2 separate regions of the Homo sapiens genome follow, and region 2 is linked to region 1. Evidence: chromatin contacts called from ENCODE Hi-C or POLR2A ChIA-PET data. All regions are on one chromosome and are shown on one strand. The core of a region is the stretch at or near the end of the contact, and the rest is flanking DNA. Distances in the headings are between cores, read along the strand shown. Region 1 holds the start of LINC01992 (long intergenic non-protein coding RNA 1992). Region 2 overlaps NLK (nemo like kinase).

Region 1 (2,662 bases), core at 98-2,597:
GTGCTGCCTTTGCGATAGTGAGAGTGAATTCTTGTGAGAGCTGGGCATTTAAAAGTGTGTGGCACCACCCTTGCCACTCTCCCTCTCTTGCTCCTGCTCCCCCTTTGGCTTCCACCATGATTGTAAGCTCCCTGAGACCTTCCCAGAAGCCAAGGAGATCCCAGCACCATGCTTCCCATGAAGCCTGCAGAACTGTGAGCCAATGAAACCTCTTTTCTTTAAAAATTACCCAGTCTCAGGTATTTCTTTATAGCAATGCAAAAAACGGCCTAACACAAACAGTTAGTGAAAGAGGGGAGCTACAGCTCAAATTTTCTCTATTCAACACAAGATCTTTATTGCGTCTCTCCCCCTGGGCTAGACACTGTATTACAGCACCCGTCCTTAAGAAACATAATGAGGTCTAGACACATCAAAAATCCAACTATGTAATCTAAGTGTCAAGGTCTGTGGATATAAAATGGGGTCCCATTTACTTTTATTGTCCACATGACAATGACTTGGGCTCCCACCTCATCCAACCTTCCTTACAAAAGGCATTTCCCAGTTATTTGGAGCAGTCCCCAAGGGCATATCTTATATGCTCTTAAAACAACCCACTTATTTACAATCACCACACAACATCCATCATATTCTCCCTCTCCTATTTCAGGTGCCCTGTCCCATGTCACAGCCCTGGTAGCATCGGAGGGAGATTCTTAGATGCCCCTTCTGAAATCACCAGTGATCTTCGGAGGGTACCATCTCCTGATGCTCTCAATATCACCACTATCTAGAGCCCCAGATCTATGTCGGTGTCACATTTTGTCTCCTGGGCCCCAAAGCAGCACTGTTTGAGCTCGGAGTCCATAAATTATCTCACCAAGAAGACTTCAGACCTCCCATTCTTCCCCTCTATGCCTCACTCCCTGCAAGCAACTTCCCATGCCCTAACCCAGTGAGGGCGTATGTGGAAATAGCCAGCCAGCTAACCTATGCAGCTGTTGATCAACCATGCCTACCAACCAGAACAGTAAAATGGTTTTGCACCTACCTGGCTTTGAAGACAAGCAGTCCTGGGTGCCAGAGTCAGCAGCGCTCCTGTTTATTAACTATTTGACTTAGGTATACCATATCTTATACTCTGAGCTGGTTTCTTCATCTGTAAAATTGAGATAATCATGGTAGCGGCTTCAGAGAGCAATTGTAATAATTACTTGACATAAATCATGTAAAGCACTACTTCCCAAACTATTTCCCATAATATATGCCAGTGGAGGGCTCCTGTTAAATCTATGGGTTCCAGGACTTTACACCAAGCCTAGTGAATCAGATCTTCAGGGAGGGGCTCAGAATCTGTATGCTGAATGAGTGTTCCAAGTGGTTCTTTTGACCTTATGGGAAATGCTCAGTAAATAGTAGCTTTGCAAAGTCACAATTTACATTACCAATATCTATAGTCAGTTTAACAATGATGTCACAATTTCCATCAAGAACAATGAGTACAATGTTTTACTTCTGGATAACAAAAGGGCCATTCTGAGATTTTTTTTCTTAAAGCAGCAGTCTCCTCCAAAGGTAAATTAAGGTCTGTAAATTTAGATTCAGAAAATGATCTGTAAATTTTATTTTATCTTATTTTATTATTGTTTTATTTTTTGAGACAGGGTCTCACTCTGTCACCCAGGCTCAACCTTCTCATTGCAGCCTCAACCTTCCAGGCTCCAGTGATCCTCCCTCCTCAGCCTCCTGAGTAGCTGGGACTACAGGCATGTGCCACCATGCCCGGCTAAGTTTTGTATCTTTAGTAGAGACGGGGTTTTGCCATGTTGTTCAGGCTGGTCTCGAACTCCTGGGTTCAAGCAATCCTCCTGCCTTGGCCTCCCAAAGTGCAGGGATTACAGGCATGAGCAACCACACGGGCCCATAAATTTTAAATGAGCACTTATCCTGCTTTTACCTACTAATGTTTCAAAAACTTTAGGGACTGATCATATACAGGTAGCCCTATTATATCATATTCTCTGTAGGGTCCTGCATACAATAATCATCTTCAGAATTATGTTAGATTCACATACACAATGTCAACACATGTACAATTTTTGAAATACACCAGACTCAGAAACATAACCCTTGCAAACCTTGGGAAGTGTTCATATATGTTTTTATTACTCAATTTTTTCATCCTCTTAAATCTTCCACCCAACTGTGATCAATCAAGGCTATCCTTTATAATCATGGACTTTTCTGTGATCTTTTCTACAAAAACTTTCATCTCATTTCTGAAGCATCACTTCTCTTCTAATATTGTCTTGTTTTCCAACTCATTACACTGATACCTTCTCCTCAGTGTGAAATTACTGACATCGATGAGGTGTGAATTCACCCTCCTGGGTTCTGCTCCTGTACGAGTTCTCTGGAGAACCATGAGTCATGGCTTCCAGATGAGACCCTTTGCCCATTTTTGTCCATTGACTTATTGGAGTAAGCTGTCGATAAGAGTTTCTCTATGTCAAATGAGGGTTGAGCTATATTTGAAGGTTTACCCATGTTTTGTAGACTACAAGCCTTTTTCATACGAATCTTCTGATGTTCCAATTCCCTTTTGAGGTGGTCTCTGGTATCTCCACTGGCCTTTTATTTATGCATTTGCTTTTGAGAGGGGCTCACCAAATTGCCCTCC
Region 2 (2,662 bases), core at 51-2,550, 80 kb after region 1:
AATATTAATTTTAAAGTAAAATACTAATTTTAAAGTAAAACACTATTCTAAAATACTAATTTTACCTATTCTCACAACATCCTTCTTTAAGAAGATTTTTTCACCCTTATTGAATAGCCTTGCTCCACTGTGGAAAATCAATTGACTATATAAATATAGTGAAATTCTAAGCTTTTCTGTTTCATTAGTCTTTTGGTCTAGTCTTATGTTAATGCCACACTGTCTTTATATACTGTAGCTTTAGAGCAGGATTTTTCCATCTCAGCACTATTGACATTTTGGGCCTGATAGTTCTTTGCTGTGGGAGGGTCTCCTATGTATTATAGGATGTTCAGCATCATCCCTTGCCTCCACCACTAAATGCTAGTAGCCACTCAGTAGGTGTGATAATCAAAAAATGTCTACAGACAGTACCAAATGTCCCCTAGGGAACAAAGTCACCCTCAGTTGAGAAACACTATTTTAAAGTAACTCTTGAAGTCAGATAGCGTAAGTCTTCCAACTTACTTGTTTTAATTCAAGATTATTTTGGCTACTCTAGAAGCTTTGTGTTTTCATATCATTACAGAATTAGCTTGTCAGTTTCTTTAAAAATCTGTTGGGATATTTATTGGAAGATGTCAACTCTGTAGATCAAATAGAAGAGAATTTTTAAGAAAGTTGAGTGTTCCATTCCATGAACATGGTATAGCTCTCCACTTTTTTTTTTTTTTTTTTAACAGCCTTTGTCAACCACTCTGATCTCCATTTATTATAGTCTTTAATTTCTCTTGGCAGTGTTTGGGAGCTTGCATTTTAGAGGCCTTGCACATGTTTAGTTTATCACTAAGTATTTAATATTTTTCGATGCCATTGGAAATGGTATTTTTATTTTCAGTTTCACTGTCCAATGTCATTGACTAGTTGTAGGCACTCCTGTCCTGCCTTCAACCTTACATTCACTTAAGGCACCATGTTACTTGAGGGCGATCCCTCTCAGCAATCCTGCTGTATCCTACGTGAAGGCTTCATCAGAAAGAATTGGCAGAACAGGTCTGGAGAGCCTCAGGTTTTAATTAATTAAGTCAAATATCTTCAGCCAATGAAAGGTTGCTAAAAGATTATTTTGGTTTCTCTTGCCCTGCTTTCAGCATGCAGTTTACTCTTCTTTCCACTGTGACCCAGGGATGAAAAGGGCTTGGAGTGTTTTCTCTCTTAGCAAGGGCTTCTCTTTCTCTGGAGTTTAGTTCATTTACGTTCTTTGAGTTCTCAGCTTTCTTGTATACAACCACCCAACTAACCAACCAACCACCCAACAAAAAGTATGATTTCATTGCTTATCTAACCTTTTCTCCTTGTTATGCAAAGTGTCATATTTCTGTGTTCTAACTGGAAGTGGTTAACCAGTTTTCTTTGTTCTGTGTTTTGGTAGATGTTTTAACTTCTTTTTTATTTTTTTATTTTCAGCATTTCTGTTCTTATATTTTATATGTCTCTGATATACAGCATACATTTAAATTCAGCTTTTTAATCTAGTCTGACAATCTTTTAAGGGAAACACTTAATTCATTTCCATCAATTGTGCTTACTGATCTTCTTTCTTCTTCTTTTTCTTTTTTTTTTTTTTTTGAGACAGGGTTTTGCTTGGTCACCCAGGCTGGAGTGCAGATGTGCGGTTACGGCTCACTGCAGCCTCCACCTGCTGTGCTCAAGCAATCCTCCAACTTCAGCCTCCCAAGGGGCTGGGACCACAGTCACATGCCACCACGCCCAACTAATTTTTAAAAACTTTTTGTAGAGACAGGGTCTCACTGTGTTGCCCAGGCTGGTCTCAGACTGCCGAGATGAGTGCGCTGATCTTTTTAAATTTGTCCCTACCACCTTATTTATATATTTCTTATGTTCTGCTTTTCATATTTTTCTCTTTATTTGCCTTCTTTTGAATTGCTTGAGATTTTCCACCCCTTATTTGTAAGTTTCATACCTTATTTTGTTCTTTCAGTTGCCCTTGAAATTTTAGTATGCATGTTTAAATTCCATGGGTAATAAATATTGTTTATTTTCGAATCTGCCTGGTCCGTTTTAATAGTCTCCTATTCTGTCATACTTGTTCCCCCTTTTATATTTTTTCAAATACATTAAAAATATTTTATGTTTGCATCTGATAATACTCTTATCTGCTGTCTTTGTTGGTCTAATACATTGGCTCTTACTTGTAGGTGCTTGTTTCTTTGGTGATTTTGTAAAATTGTGAGCCCATGACATTAGAACTTTATTTTTTGTGATTTTTTTGAAGCAGGGTATTAGATTTTTTTTTTTCCAGAGATGATGTGAGTATCTAGTAGTACCACCTACTTTTAAGTAAATTTTTGACTTGAGTTTTTCAGGCCACACCACTAGTTTGAATTTTAGTCACAAAGGGTGCAGACTTACTAAGAATTCACAGTGGAGACATATTTCTGTTTTACTCTTCTACCAAGAACCAAAGCCAATAAAGACCCTTATTCTCATTATCGCCCTCTGCAGAATGAGCTTTTACCTATTTCACTTACTAAGGATGCAGACTTTTGGGAGGCTTCTAGCATATTTGTAAAGGTATAGTTAATCCAGTCTCCTGGGAAGGGCCCCAGGTGGCCTCCTGTCATCTCAGCAAGTAGCCCATTAAAACCTAGGCTTTTGTCCA

What was found. Hi-C counts contacts between places; a loop is a spot of excess contacts on that map. ChIA-PET counts read pairs that join two places held with the same protein, here RNA polymerase II (POLR2A). Pooled maps may share reads with other maps.
Region 2: a map of Panc1 shows a loop between it and region 1 (2.4-fold over the local background). The contact joins the enhancer-like site here to the promoter of LINC01992 in region 1. A Hi-C loop is called at or near these places in 1 of 168 maps with a recorded cell type or tissue (Panc1) and 1 of 50 pooled maps. POLR2A ChIA-PET finds 5 or more read pairs at or near these places in 3 of 52 experiments (HEK293, HEK293T and K562).

The regions. Positions count from the first base shown.
Region 1 is chr17:27,990,360-27,993,021 of GRCh38, forward strand. It overlaps LINC01992 (long intergenic non-protein coding RNA 1992), which reads right to left and starts at 1,348. Exons shown (of 5, transcript NR_146896.1): 1 at 1,034-1,348.
Region 2 is chr17:28,070,736-28,073,397 of GRCh38, forward strand. The region is part of intron 1 of NLK (nemo like kinase); the gene reads left to right. Among named protein-coding and RNA genes, the nearest start is that of NLK, 29 kb to the left of the region's middle. Within about 2 kb of position 1,301, at least 4 of the 41 ENCODE cell types and tissues checked have a DNase peak (open chromatin) inside an H3K27ac peak, as active enhancers do.